Regions from separate parts of the Homo sapiens genome. Here region 2 is linked to region 1. Evidence: chromatin loops called from intact Hi-C (ENCODE). Cell type or tissue: B cell. All regions are shown on one strand. Links, peaks and the distances in the headings refer to the core of each region. The heading gives the core; the rest is flanking DNA. Region 1 overlaps DENND4A (DENN domain containing 4A). Region 2 overlaps DENND4A (DENN domain containing 4A).

Evidence for each region. A loop is a pair of places that touch in the nucleus more often than their neighbours do. Peaks named below come from ENCODE experiments on the same cell type or tissue, not always from the same donor. Only the 100,000 strongest peaks of a DNase experiment are listed, where the experiment ranks them.
Region 2: it touches region 1 in a loop (2.3-fold over the local background); 5 of 110 quality-filtered maps call a loop at or near these places.

What each region holds. Positions count from the first base shown.
Region 1 is chr15:65,729,952-65,737,972 of GRCh38, reverse strand. It overlaps DENND4A (DENN domain containing 4A), which reads left to right. Exons shown (of 33, transcript NM_001320835.1): 7 at 28-266; 8 at 5,155-5,221; 9 at 6,273-6,331. Among named protein-coding and RNA genes, the nearest start is that of MIR4511, 15 kb to the right of the region's middle. In B cell, for the core only: no CTCF peak of the experiment used is centred there; no DNase peak of the experiment used is centred there; H3K27ac peaks cover 225 bases.
Region 2 is chr15:65,661,813-65,669,833 of GRCh38, reverse strand. It overlaps DENND4A (DENN domain containing 4A), which reads left to right. Exons shown (of 33, transcript NM_001320835.1): 27 at 1-55; 28 at 1,711-1,909; 29 at 2,131-2,385; 30 at 4,372-4,489; 31 at 5,112-5,274; 32 at 5,440-5,504; 33 at 7,847-8,021. The coding sequence ends at 7,983. Among named protein-coding and RNA genes, the nearest start is that of SNORD13E, 31 kb to the left of the region's middle. In B cell, for the core only: no CTCF peak of the experiment used is centred there; a DNase peak (open chromatin) is centred at 6,103; H3K27ac peaks cover 1,947 bases.

The sequences.
Region 1 (8,021 bases), core at 1-5,000:
TTACTGGATATATTACTTGTTTTGCAGGTTTATGGTGCTGCTATTCAGTTTTATGAACCATACTCTGAGGAGAATCTCACAGAAAAGCAGAGACTTCTTTTGGGTTTAACATCAGCAGATGGGAAGTCTGATAGTTCCAAAACAATTCATACTAACAAATGCATCTGTCTTCTTTCTCACTGGCCTTTTTTTGATGCATTCAGGAAGTTTCTGACTTTTCTGTATCGTTATTCCATCTCTGGGCCTCATGTCCTTCCAATTGAGAAGTAAGTTAAGTGTTCTTGGTTCAACATTTGACAGATCTTTCCATTATGTGGCAAATTTGTGTCGGCAACTGGGTAAATTTTATATGGATACTAGATTTCTCAAGAGTTATTTGAAAAAAATGGTTTATTTCAGTCAGGTAGTATTTCTCCATTGTATGTTTGTAGTCTTGTTATTTAAAATAATTTTATCTCCAGTGAGATGAAATTAATGTTTCATTTGTTTAATGCTCTTGGGAAGTTTAGAGATCCTAATCTGGACAGATGCTGAAAATTTTTTACTAATTTTTAAATTCTTATTTTACATATAATTTAAATTTATTATGAACCTTTACAAATATTTCTTACTGGGGCTGAGTGCAATAGTTCACGCCCATAATCTCAGCACTTTGGGAAGCCAAGGCAGGCAGATCTCTTGAGTCCAGGAGTTTGAGACCAGCCTGAGCAACATAGTGAAACCCCATCTCTACAAAACTACAGAAATTAGTTGGACATGGCCCATGCCTGTAGTCCTAGCTGCTCAGGAGGCCAAGGCACAAGAGTCACTTGAACCCGGGAAGCAGAGGTTGCAGTAAGCCACGATCATGCCACTACACTCCAGCCTGGGTGACAGAGGGAGACCCTGCCTCAAAAAAAAAAAATTTCCTTACCGTATTTACATATAATGAATGTAAAGGAGAAATTAGATGAATGCATTTTTTTTCCTTTGGCAATATATGCAGTAATGGAATCGCCAGATCAATTTATTTTAAAGATAACACACCCATTGCATGTTAATATAAATGTCTTTTTTGAAAAATAACTTTTCCAAAACTAAAAAAACTTTAGTGAGCAGAATGGCATTGTTTTACATTTTTGCAGATCTCTAATGTCTAGCTTAATTAAACATAGCTGGGCTTCCATATATGGTCTGCATTCAATCTGTTGCAGTAGTTGTTTTGGTTGAAATATACAAAGAAAGCCTGGCCTCCCACAGATATGTAGGTAGAAAAGGGAGGGATTTTGGATCATATTTTCAGAAAGTTTGGGATATTCTTTTTTTTGACACTGCACCAAGCTTGACAAATGCTGGTTTCTTACAGGTTATTTGCAATCTAAAACTGTAGTAGTGAACTTTGTCAGTTACATTAAAATCTATTGGTCTGGGCAGGTGTGGTGGCTCACACCTGTAATCCCGACACTTTGGGAGGCTGAGGCAGGTGAATCACCTGAGGTCAGGAGTTCAAAACCAGCTTGGCCAACATGGTGAAACCCTGTCTCTACTAAAAAAAAAAAAAAATACAAAAGCCAGCTGTGGTTGTGGGCACCTGTAATCTCATCTACTCTGGAGGCTGAGGCAGGGAGAATTGCTTAAACCTGGGAGGCGGAGGTTGCAGTGAGCCAAGATCATGCCACTGCACTCCAGTATGGGCGACAGAGCGAGACTCCATCTCCAAAAAAATAAAAAATAAAAAAATCTATTGTTCTGTTTGACTTTTTGGGTGGAACTTTCACTTATGCATTATTTTGTAGCATTGTGCATTGGTCATTTGTTAAATACTGATTTGCCAAGTTAATCCCATCTTCCAAATGTAGACACATTTTATTATTAATATTAAAAAATCACATTTGTTAATATCACCCCCATCTTAGAAAAGTTTTTGAGCATTAGGAAGCTTTCAAGCTCATGGTGGCGAAATTGTAATTTCCACTTGAAAGTTTGTATTTAATTATTGGCAAATATTGCCAGTAGCTGGGATTACAGGCGTGTGCCACCATGCTTGTCTAATTTTGTATTTTTGGTAGAGATTGGGTTTTGCCATGTTGGTGAGGCTGGTCTCGAACTCCTGACCTCAGGTGAAACACCTGCCTCGGCCTCCTAGAGTGCTGGGGATTACAGGTGTGAGCCACCACACCTGGCCTGTCAGTCATCTTTCAAACAAAAATTGCACTCTGTGGGAGAAAACCAGCAAGTTCACTCACAACTCAGTTGCACAAGTGTATTTCCAAAATCAAGACAACCATTGTGCTTCTGTATACAGCAGAAGTTATTTATGTATAGTTTCCCTTTCATCATACAGAATTTTAAAAATGTACACTACAGCCAAAACTTAATAAAATTAGTAATATTTACTGCCAATATTGACACTCTTTTACTGCAATTATATAGTAGTAAAGAATATAGCAACTACTAGTACACTTTGGTGCCACTGCCTTGATTCATAGTAAGTCACCAGCAGTTTTACCCACAATGCTCTTGCACTGTCAGTGCAAATGTCAACATTGTGCAGAAAGCAAATGACATCATATAATTTTTTGTTTGCTTGTTTTTTTCTTTTTGTTTTCGTTTTTTGACACAGAGTCTGGTTCTGTCGCCCAGGCTGGAGTATAGTGGCGTGATCTTGGCTCACTGCAACCTCTGCCTCCTGGGCTTAAGTGATTCTCATGCCTCAGCCTCCTGAGTAGCTGGAATTACAGGTGTGTGCCACCACACCTGGCTGATTTTTGTATTTTTGGTAGAGACAGGGTTTTACCCTGTTGGCCAGGCTGGTCTCAAACTCCTGACATCAAGTGATCCGCCCACCTTGGCCTCCCGAAGTGCTGAGATTACAGGTGTGAGCCGCCGCGCCTTGCCTGTTTTTGTTTTTGAATCAGTGTCTCACTCTGTTGCCCAGGCTGGAGTGCAGTGGCATGATCATGGCTAACTGCAGCCTGGACCTCCTGGGCTCAAGCCATCCTCCCACCTCAGCCCCTCCAAGTAGCTGGGACTGCAGGCACATGCCACCATGCCTGGCTAATTTTTGTATTTTTTGTAGAGACAGGATTTCACCATGTTGCCTAGGCTGGTCTTGAACTCCTAGGCTCAATCAATTCACTCGCCTCAGCCTCCCAAAGTGCTGGGATTACCGCGCCTGGCCAACATCATACTATTATTATAAAAATAGCTGTGACCTTGCAGATCTTCCCTGAATGGATCTTGAATATCTTTAGGGGTTTTTGGATCACACTTTGTTTTCTTCTGTTCTAACTACTTCATAGTTCAAGCAGATGTATGTGCTGTGGTATTCATCCCCTGCTTGACGTTTGTTTAGATTATGAGTACTTTAATTGAAGGGGTGGGTTGCCCCTCCACACCTGTGGGTGTTTCTCGTTAGGTGGAACAAGAGACTTGGAAAAGAAAAAAACACAGAGACAAAGTATAGAGAAAGAAATAAGGGGACCCGGGGAACCAGCGTTCAGCATATGGAGGATCCCGCCAGCCTCTGAGTTCCCTTAGTATTTATTGATCATTCTTGGGTGTTTCTCCGAGAGGGGGATGTGTCAGGGTCACAAGACAATAGTGGGGAGAGGGTCAGCAGACAAACACGTGAACAAAGGTCTTTGCATCACAGACAAGGTAAATAATCAAGTGCTGTGCTTTTAGATATGCATACACATAAACATCTCAATGCTTTACAAAGCAGTATTGCTGCCCGCATGTCCCACCTCCAGCCTTAAGGCGGTTTTTCCCTATCTCAGTAGATGGAACGTACAATCGGGTTTTATACCGAGACATTCCATTGCCCAGGGACGGGCAGGAGACAGATGCCTTCCTCTTGTCTCAACTGCAAGAGGCATGCCTTCCTCTTATACTAATCCTCCTCAGCACAGACCCTTTACAGGTGTCGGGCTAGGGGACGGTCAGGTCTTTCTCTTCCCACGAGGCCATATTTCAGACTATCACATGGGGAGAAACCTTGGACAATACCTGGCTTTCCTAGGCAGAGGTCCCTGCGGCCTTCCGCAGTATTTGTGTCCCTGGGTACTTGAGATTAGGGAGTGGTGATGACTGTTAAGGAGCATGCTGCCTTCAAGCATCTGTTTAACAAAGCACATCTTGCACAACCCTTAATCTATTTAACCCTGAGTTTGACACAGCACATGTTTCAGAGAGCACGGCGTTGGGGGTAAGGTCATAGATTAACAGAATCTCAAGGCAGAAGAATTTTTCTTAGTACAGAACAAAATGGAGTCTCCTATGTCTACTTCTTTCTACACAGACACAGTAACAATCTGATCTCTCTTGCTTTTCCCCACATTAATGGTAGACATTGGTGGCTTTTTATGACTTTTTTACATATCCTGTCATGTCTGTTGGTGTGTTTTTATATAGTAAACAGTCAAAACATATTTGTAAATTAATAAATTTCTAATATTGTCTATCTAGTTGAAATTTTCTCCATTCTGAAACCAAGATGATTTTGAAATAATGTTTTTTAAAAAATAATACAAACATATTCAGACTGGAACAAAAATTTTTAAAAAAATTCAGAAATAAAATAGCTTATTCCCCCCTAGGAAAGATTTTTCACTATGGTTGCTTTTTTTCTGTTCCATAGTGTTAAAAACAAAATCCATAGATCTAGCTTTTTATCCATCTTATTCTGGGGAAAAAACCTACAAAATCAGTAATATAATTTTTAACGTATTATTAATAGAAAGAATACTGTTCAGTTTTTAGAAGTATTAAACTGTTTCATTTTTTCTGGAGCACCTTAAGTGTTTGTTGTACATAAGACAAGCAATTGACTAAAAAGCATATTGTAAATGTAAGAATTTACTTTTTGGGTAATTTCCACATCACTGATATATTGCATACTATCTAGGTAAAAGTTAAACAGACTTTTAAGACAGTGATAACAAATATTGTTGAATGTGAATGCCTATTAATGTGAAAAGTCACTGGGTTTAGGCAGAAGCAACTTTAATGGGATGAATGATTTTTGGTTGTTCACTTGTTTTCATAGTATTAGGGATTTCAAAATAATAGGGACACAGGGCTTTGACTCAACTTGGACTTGTGATGACATGTTGAGCTTTATAGCATATGACGTTCACTTTGGAATCACTTACACTTTTGTTTGTTTTCAAGGCATATTTCTCATTTTATGCATAAAGTTCCTTTTCCATCTCCTCAGAGACCACGGATTTTAGTTCAGGTAAGGTTTTTTTGTTTTTGATTGGGGGACCTATGAGTTGTTATTGGCTCTGTCAAAATGTAACATAAGAATAACAATTCTGAATGAGGAAAAAAACCTAATGAGATTTAGAGAGAACCAGATACTATTACCTGTTGTAGTTTGGGCCCTTAATGTTTTATTAACTCCTCCCAGACATCTCCTGCTTTTCTTAGAGAACGGGTTCAAGAATTAAAGAAGTAGGTTGAAGTAGACATTTTGAATACACAGAAAGGAACTTTTTTCCCCTAAATTTGTTGTAGGTATTTGAAAGTTTGTGCCTTTGGCAGTTATTTAATAAGTTAAGGGAAAGTTGTGTGTGCATAAATTTCAAAACATAGATAAGAGTAATTACATTATTATATTGATACAGATAAAATATCTAGAAAAATAATATTTTGAGCTTTATATTCAGTCTGAATATCCACATGTGATTTCTGTCTTGTTTCCTGGAATGTAGTGTAAGAATATACATAACACATTCAGTTTAAATACACACAAAAGATTGTTTTATGATGGAAGTTAACAAACTTTTTTGGTTATTGGTCATACACTAAATATTTTAGTCTTTACTTGTCATCTGATCTCTGTCACAACTATTCAGCTCTTCTGTTACAGCACAAGAGCAGCTGGGTAATATGTAAATAATGAGCATGCCTATATTTCAGTAAAACCTTATTTACAAAAACAGGCAATCTATGGATTTGCCATGTAGGCCATAGGTTTTTTGACCCTGGTATTATGGTATTAAATGAATAATTTAGTCTTTCAGTGTGAATTTGTTAAAATGGCATCAGGGGAAACCATTGAGGACAGAAGAAAAGAGGATTCACAGTAAGAAGAATTAGTAGTTGAAAGGGGTCAGGACATGTTTTTCAAGATCTTAGTGAGTGATACAAAGTGTTCTGATACTGGTAAATGGATATACTGAAACTTCATGGGCATAATCATTATTTTATATATTTTTAACAGAAAGTGGTGTTTTAAAGTTCATCTTTATGTTTCAAATTCTTTATTTTAAATCTTCTTCCAGTTATCACCACATGATAATCTGATTCTCAGTCAGCCTGTGTCTTCACCTCTTCCACTAAGGCAAGTAAAACCTCATTTCTATTTATTTTTCTCTCAATCTAGCATAACATTCAAATATTTTATTTTTCCTAGCTAAAATTTCAAATATTGATGGAAATACTTCTCATTTAACTACTACTTCTCTAAATTCCTTTTACTTAATGTTTGGGTTGCAGTTATTAATGAAAAAAGGAAACTTTTCTAATAGTGTTTTGTATTTTGTGTATCTATTATCATCAAATACCTACTATTGTGTAAGTGTGTGTGTGTGTGTATTTATGTATGTAGATGATGAGAACAGTTATTTTTAGCTTTAATTAACCTCTGAAGAACATTCAAATGCAATTAATTTTTTCTTTTTAAAATGCAATTAATTTTAAATTTTACCCAAAAGAAAAAAAATAGTTCTAATTATTAAATTGTAGAATAGGACAATGTATTTTCTTACCTTAGAAGTTCAGAGAAATCATTAAGTATGTTTTCTCTACAGTATCCTTTCTTGAAATTTGATTAGCTGTGTAATTTTTTCATCAGAGAAATGGTTACAGTCTGATTAAGTTATATAGGAGATACCTAAGGGAGACTAGCTGCCATCTTTGACATTAATTTTGTAAGAATTGCAGATTATTTCATCACTAGCTCTCAGCCCAGAGTGACAAATGTTTTCTTAACCTTTGTTTGAGCTGAAAATAAACTAGAAACAATGAGTGAGACTATGTATGTCACTCTAAATTACATAAAGGACTTTTTTAGGTAACAGCTTTATTGAGATATAATTCACATATCATGTAATTCACCCAATTAAAGTGTATGATTCAATAATTATATTCACAGAGTTCTGCAGCTATCACTGTAATAAATTTTAGAACATTTTCGTCACCCTAAAAAGAAACTCTTTACCCTTCGGCAGTTAACCTCCTTAATTCCTCCCATCTCTAACATACTCATACCCCTCTGCAGCCCTAGTCAACCACTAATCTACATTCTGTCTCTATAGATCTGTCTATACTGTACATTTCATATAAATGGAATCATACAATATGTAGTCTGGCTTCTTTGACTTAGATTAATGTTTTCAAGGTCTATCTATGTTGCCTCATGTATCAGTACTTCTTTTTATTGCCAAATAATATTTCATTGTATGGATATACGTTTTATGTATCTGTTTATCAGTTGATAGACATTTGGGATAGTTCCACATTTTGGCTACTATGAACTTACCCCGATTTTTTTGTGGACATATGTTTTCATTTCACCAAGAGGCTTTTGTTATTAGTTTTGCTTTATTTAAAAGATTATTCCAGTGAAACTAGTTGTTTAGCATTATATAAACAAAATACTTGCTGGCTTACTGAACTATTTATTTACTTTGTCAGTTCAGTATTTTGTTACTATATAGAAGGCCTAAGTTTATTGTTTTCATTATTAACTTGCTTTGTATGTGTATCTTATCATCTTGTACCTCTTGATTTCCTATTACTATTATCATTACAGTAGTAAAGATTATTCACAAAATTAAGTTTTAATGTGTATTTACCTTAAGGGAAGTGGGCCTGTAAGTCATATGGTTTTTCTGATAATTACAGTGGAAGATAGGCCATGTTCAAAAACTTCCATTTAAGGATTTGCTTTCAATCAAAGCATCCCTTTTATAAATTGCATTCTTTATTTGGACATTATATGACAGATGTTTTTATATGAAATGAAGCAG
Region 2 (8,021 bases), core at 3,022-8,021, 71 kb after region 1:
CCTCTGGTCTTGACACATCTGCTCTCTCTGTTCAAGGGAATTTTGATCTAAATAGGTAATTATGATTATGTGGAACTATATTTTAACAACATATATTTACACATATTTTAGAAGTATGACAGAAAAATTAGTTGACCATTTCCAGGTTTAAATGTCTATGAATAACAGATTCATAATCTTAAATTCTTACTCTTAAAACAGTGTTAAAATTCTCTAATCACATAAATCTTTAAATATGTAGTTATATGTTATGCTTTATTAATCCCCAGAGTTTAAGCTGTATGTATATATGATAATGTTTACTAGTATTTTAAAGGTAAAAAAAATGTAGAACACTTGAGGTTTATAATGACTATCTTTTTTCTTGTCTCTATCTCTTCAGGAATTAAGTCAATACTACTACTTTTTAATATTTAATTTTCTACCTAGGGAATATTTAATAATCTAAGAAAACATTTGGAGCTGATATAGGAACTGCGAAATTAAACTAAAATTTATATAGTAAGCCTAATATAAGTAAATCTACACTTAAAACTGATGCAGAAATCAATTCCATTGTGCGGAAGTGCCAAATAAGCCATATATAGCTGGACAGATGAAGCCATATTGGTAGCTGCATGTGCCAAAAAATGCCTGTATAGTGTTGGCAGGCTAACGTGACCTGTGTGATCTTGATTACTTAATAAAACCAAAAATCTGTTTGTGCACCTTCTTTCATCACCGGTCTATTGTAGCCCTTATCTTTGTCTCCTGGGTTGTGACTCCTGAAGGAATATGTGCCTTTTTTCTCTGCTTTCTATCCCCATGGTCTAGTGTGCTTTCTGCTATATAGAAGTCTACTAAATGTTTTGAATAAATGAATGAATTTTGAATATTTACAGTTGATTTGATAAAAAAGGAAATTTATCATGACTATACTACTTAAAAATATATCCTGTTTCCCAGCTGAAGCCTGAGTAGCATTTCCTTTCATTCATGTTGCCATGTCTAGCTCTGATTCTTTTTTTTTTTTTGAGACAGAGTCTCACTCTGTTGCCCATACTGGAGTACAGTGGTGCAATCTTGGCTCACTGCAATCTTTGCCTCCCAGGTTCAAACAATGCTCCTGCCTCAGCCTCCCAAGTAGCTGGGATTACAGGCGCCTGCCATCACACCTGGCTAATTTTTCTATTTTTAGTAGAGACAGGGTTTCACCATGTTGGCCAAGCTGCTCTCGAACTCCTGACCTCAGGCAATCCACCCACCTCAGCCTCCCAAAGTGCTGGCATTACAGGTGTGAGCCACCTCGCCCGACCATCTAGCTCGGATTCTAAAGAGAAGAACATGGCCGGTAGTGGTGGCCCACACTTGTAATCCCAGCACTTTGGGAGGCCGAGGTGGGCAGATGGCTTGAGCCTGGGAGTTCGAGACCAGCCTGGACAACATGGCAAAACCCCATCTCTACTAAAAATACAAAAATTAGGCAGGCATGGTGGCGTGTGCCCGTAGTCCCAGCCACTCGGGAGGCTGAGGTGGGAGGATCGCTTGAGCCTAGGTGACAGAAGTTGCAGTGAGCTGAGATCACACCACTGCAGTCCAGCCTGGGTGACAGAGCAAGACTCTGTCTTAAAAAAAAAAAAAAAAGAGAGAGAGAGAGAGAACATGATCCTTGTTGATGAAGTAAAGTAAATCTAGACACTGATACACTTTCTTCTTTTTTCAATTCCCAAGCAAATCTAAACTGCAGGAAAATTTTTGCACCCGAAGTATTCAGATCCCTGCTAATAGATCAAAAACAGCTATGTCTAAATGTCCAATATTTCCAATGGCCAGGAGTATTAGTACTTCTGGCCCCTTGGATAAGGAAGATACTGGAAGACAGAAGCTCATTTCTACAGGCAGCCTGCCAGCTACTTTACAAGGAGCTACAGTATGTATTTTGGTGTATTTTTTTATTTGGAAATTGATCACTTACGTATGATTTTGTTCCCCTTGTCTTAAGTAGTCTTATTAGCTTTATTATTGCCAAGAAGAGTCTCTTATCCCATGATACAATTATATTACTTTTCTACTCATATGGGAATCATTGAATTTTTTAATGGCTTAGTATTATTTTGCATTTGCCATTTATGGTTTTTATTTATTCAACAGGATTCTTTAGGTTTAGAATGGCACCTTCCAAGTCCCGATCCTGTCACTGTTCCGTATCTTAGTCCTTTAGTGGTATGGAAAGAACTTGAAAGCTTATTGGAAAATGAAGGTGATCATGCAATAACAGTAGCAGACTTTGTGGACCATCATCCAATTGTTTTTTGGAACCTGGTATGGTATTTCAGACGTCTTGACTTGCCCAGTAACTTACCTGGATTGATTCTTTCTTCTGAGCACTGTAACAAGTATTCAAAGGTATGAGACTAAAAATTAAAAGGCAATGAATGCTTCTGTTACCATTGTAATGTTTGCATATTCCTAATGATTAAAAAGTAAGGTCTGTTTTTATGCTAAATTTATTTTATTTTATTTTTTGAGACGTAGTCTCACTCTTTCGCCAGGCTGGAGTGCAGTGGCACTATCTCGGCTCACTGCAGCCTCCAGCTACAGGGTTCAAGCAATTCTCCTGCCTCAGCCTCCCAAGTAGCTGGGATTGCAGGCACACACCACCACGCTCAGCTAATTTTTGTATTTTTAGTAGAGACGGGGTTTCACCATGTTGGCCAGGATGGTCTTGATTTCTTGACCTTATGATCCACCTGCCTCAGCCTCCCAAAGTGTTGGGATTACAGGCGTGAGCCACCGTGCCCAGCCTATGCTAAATATTTTTAATAGCCCTCTGGGTCATTAGATAAATAGAATTGTTTTAGTTGTATTTACAAATAATATTTTCTTCTTACAGGCTAGCAATAAGAGTCTTTTTTTTTTGCCTTCTCCTAAAATTTACATTAAACGTACTTGAATTTTTGCTATTGCTTCAAGAATAAACTGGAAATGACTCTTAGGAAGCAGATTTGTGAGTTAGGCCCACTTACATCTTGTACTTCTTTCAAAACAAGCCTAATTTTTTTTTTTTTTTTTTTTTGACACAAGGTCTCGCCCTGTCACCCAGACTGGAGTGCAGTGGTGTGGTCATGGCTCACTGTGACCTCTAACCCCTGGGCTCAAGTGACCCTCCTGTCTCAGCCTCCCAAAGTGCTGGGGTTATAGGCAGGAGCCACTGTGTCCAGCCCAAGCCTAACACTTTTTAAGGATATCTATACAGCAGTCCCTCCTTATTCATGGTTTTCCTTTCTGAGGTTTCAGTTACCCATGGTAACTGTGGTCTCAAAATATTAAGTGGAAACTTCCAGAAAGAAACACTTCATAAGTTTTAAATTGCATGCTGTTCTGAGTAGCATGATGAAATTTCGTGCTGTCCCATCTGGGATGTGAATCATCCCTTTGTTCGGTGTATCCACGCTGTGTATGCCACCTGCTTGTTAATCATTGAGTAGCCATCTCTGTTATCAGACCCACTGTGATGGTATCACAGTGCTTGTGTTCATGTAACTCCTGTTTTACTTAATGGCACAAAGCAGTGATGCTGGCATATTGTTTTAATTGTTCTATTTTATTATTAGTTATTGTTAATTTCTTTTTGTGCCTCATTTATAAATTAAATATCACAAGTATGTATGTATAGGAAAATACAGTATATATAGGGTTCGGTACTATCTGCAGTTATAGGTATCCATTGGAGGTCTTGGAATATAGCTGCTGAGGATAAAGGGGGACTATTGAAATTCATATTGCAATCATGTGCTACCACTCTCGTCATTCCTTTACCCTGGATTTTTGTTTAACATTTAGGCCATTTGTTTGTTATATGTTCATTTGTATTTTCGGTATGTTGTTTTATAAAAGTGTCTTTACTTTTTCATATACTGCCACTGCCACTAAATGGTGGTCTCTAAGTTCAGGAACCTTGCCTTCTCTCTTCTTGTGCTGCATGCCTATGATTGTGCATGTGCTTCGGATTTTCAGTACATCATACATGAGTGACAAAGATGTGAACTCAGCGTTATCTGGGCCAGGGTGTTGGATGATATAGGATGGGACTCCTGGATTTATCTTTCTGTGACTTTCAATCATGAGCAAGAGGAGCAAGATGAGTTCTTCTTGGTACCCTTTCTCACGGATCTCAAGTACTTTGTTATATCTGATCTTTAGAGATCATTAGCTTTTCCACACAGCCCATCTTCCTGTAGTAGATATCAAATGTAGATAAATCAGTCTTTTTCTGTTCTCTTTTCTGTCTCGCACATATACATCCTAAAAAATATTTATAAGAATTTTATAAAATACTTATGAAAAATTATCATGTAAGGATCATTAATGAATGTTTATTGTATAACACAGATTCCCCGCCACTGTATGTCTGAAGATAGCAAATATGTTTTAATACAAATGTTATGGGACAATATGAAGTTACATCAGGATCCGGGACAGCCCTTGTACATTCTCTGGAATGCACACAGTAAGTGCCATCATAGAATGCTGACTTTGTTCATATGAGAGTAATCTCTACTAGCTTTAAATAGCATAAACCAATGTATAACTGACTTTTATTTTACTGTACTACTTTTTGTCTTACAGGTCAAAGTCGTACTCTTTTGTTTGAGAGTGAGTGTTTGATTTTTTTAGTGCTACCTTCTATGGAGGTCTAAGGGTTTTTTTTTGTTTTTTGTTTTTTGTTTTGGTTTGGTTTTTTGAGGGGTGCTGTGTATGTGCTGGAGGGGTTGGTTGTGTTTTGCAGAATTCAGCTTTCAGCACATTGCTCATCCCAATTTCTTCTTTTTACTTATTTTTTATTTGTTTCCATCCCAGGCTGCTGATTTAGAATTTTCATCAGAGGCTGTATTAAGGGAAACAATATTCTTAGTTATTGTCTATTTAAGACCACAGAAAGCTTTAGACCTTTTTTTGTCATTATTTGTCTTATTTTTTGCTTTCTTCATTCTTGGATTCCTATTTCTTTATCTATTGCCCTTAATTTATTTTTAGTGCTTTGTAACTTAATATCTGTCAGTTGCTGCTTAATTTCTTTCTCCTTTCTACACAGAACATTTTCCTTCATCTGTTCTTTTGTTCGTTTACAGCCCAAAAATATCCAATGGTCCATTTATTGCAAAAAAGTGATAACTCATTTAACCAGGAACTGTTGAAAAGTATGGTAAAAAGCATTAAAATGAATGATGTCTATGGACCAATGAGTCAGATTTTAGAGACACTGAATAAGTGTCCACATTTTAAAAGACAGAGGTAAGTCCTTCTCTTAGACGAATATATTGTTCTCCTAGGCAGATTCATATTGTTTGCTTAGTAATTTGTTAGAATATCTCATGCTTATGATAGCATTAAATTTTTTATAGGGAACATATGGACTATATGGATACTAATATTTTCTCCATGACTTTTTCTCCCTAGGAGTTTATACAGAGAAATACTATTTCTCTCACTTGTGGCACTGGGAAGAGAAAACATTGATATAGGTAATTTAGCTTTATATCTAATATGTAATATTTATATATCATGGAATAGTTTTCAAAGTATTTTTATATTAGTAGTTATACTTTATTAGTAATATTAAATCTGTAATTATATAAAGGTAGATTAGTTGTTGCTAAGGACCAAGAGGTGGGGTGAATAGGGAGTGACTGCTAACTGGTATAAGGTTTCTTTTTGGTGAGATGAAAATGTTCTGGAATTAGGCAGTGGTGATAGTTGTACAATCTTGTGAATATACCAAAAAAACACTAAATTGTACACTTTAAGTTAGTGAATTGTATGGTATATGGATTATATTTCAATTTTTAAAAGTTAATCTGACAAGAAAAGGACTAGTCAGGAAAAATTATTTAATTGAAAGGAGCCGGGTGCGGTAGCTCATGTCTGTAATCCCAGCACTTTGGGAGGCCAAGGTGGGTGGATCGCTTGAGGCCAGGAGTTTGAGACCAGCCTGGGCAACATGGTGAAACCCCATTTCTACCAAAAAAAAAAAAAAGTTAGCCAGATGTGGTGGCACATGGCTGTAGTCCCAGCTACTTGGGAGGCTGAGGTGAAAGTATCATGTGAGCCTGGGCAGTCGAGGCTGCAGTGAGCCATGACGGTGCAGCTGCATGCCAGCTTGGGCTGTAGAGCAAGACCTTATCTGATAAAAAAAGAATCAACAGAAGGTGATTCTTTTCTAGAAGCTACTGTAATTACATCAGGGTAATGCTACCAGGGGCAGAGCTGGAAAAATCAATGGTACAGAATAGGGAGTCTAGAAATAAACATAAATATCTATGGGAATATAATATATAATAAAATCAGCCAGGTGCAGTGGTTCACGCCTGTAATCCCAACACTGTAGGAGGCCAAGGCGGGCAGATCATCTGAGGTCAGGAGTTCGAGGCAAGCCTGGCCAATATGGTGAAACCCCATCTCTACTAAAAATACAAAATTAGCCAGGCGTGGTGGCGCATGCCTGTAGTCCCAGCTACTCAGGCGCCTGAGGCAGGAGAATCACTTGAACCCAGGAGGCGGAGGCAGCAGTGAGCCGAGATTGTGCCACTGCACTCCAGCCTGCGCAACAAGAGTGAAACTCCGTCTAACCAAAAAAAAAAATAAAAAAAAAAAAATATATATATATATATATATATACACACACACACATATATATAAAAAATAAAATGTTAGGAAAGGTAGACTATTAAATGGCATTGGGATAGTCATTCTAGCCACTTGAGAAAGATGCCAGAACTTAACCAAAATCATGAATAGTGTTATTTGAGCTAGGCCTTTTAACTATGGTGAAACAGAGGATACCAAAAAGGATTATTCAGATCCTTGTTACCATCCCTTTATTCCCTACCTAATACAAGCCCAGACTGTAGTCAGATATTACTCTAGCCCTCTGCCAAAGGTGGGATTTCCTTGAATGTCTAAAAAATTCCGGACCTCCAAGCTAGAGAAGCTCACTTGCTCATGCACTTGACTCAACTCCAACAAGCCTTCATGGGTACCACTGTGGTACTGTTTCAGAGAGGAAAGATGTTCTTAGGTCCGTCACCTCCCCAAAGCAGAAAAATAGGATCTTAGTGACATTGTTATAATTCATACCCCATTTGGCTCTCTGAGGGGCAAATTTTTATCCAGTATGTGTTTAAAATAAGCAATAAGTTAGCATGATTTCTAGACTGAGAGAAACTTTTAGCAGAAGCTTGTAAACCTCTGTTGTCCCTTTTTGTCACATGTGGACTATCTTCTGGGGAAAAGGCACACAGACCTTGGTATAACGTCCTTAAAAATAAAAGTAACAGTCTGTTAGCTCCATCTGTTGCCATGTGGAAAAGGGAAAAAAAAATCATTACATGGTGATTTCAGATATTTGGATTATTTTCCCAGAGGTAGCCCATAATATAGGAAGTTAGGACACACAAACCAAAAAAAATTTCTGTTGAAGCAAAATTTAAATTTAAAAAATGAAACCATAAAAGGACTAGTGTAAAGAAAATATGGGCAAAAAAACTTTTTGTCAATCCTGGTGGGAAAAGGCTATTATTTATTTTTACTGTTTTTATTGAGTATGCAAAGCAAAGTACCAAAAAAGTGTGTGTGGTATTTGGTGGTTTTTAACATCTGTACCTGGTAAAATTAAAAATTGGCATTTTCAAACCTTTAAGTTTCACTGGTCTGTGCAATCCAGCTGTGGTCCTTTGGATAAAGAAATGTCCTAGCAATTCCTTCTTGGCCTCTAATGTTGTGTTTCTGTAGTATTATAGAAACTTGATAGTTTTCAACATCAGACCTAAATTTCTTTATTCTTTTATTTCTTTATCAATTTCTGCAGATGCTTTTGATAAAGAGTACAAGATGGCATACGATCGTCTCACACCTAGTCAAGTCAAGAGTACACACAACTGTGATAGACCACCAAGTACAGGGGTGATGGAATGTCGAAAAACCTTTGGAGAACCTTATCTTTAAGATGTATTTGTATGTGTAAACATTCAATGTATATTGTA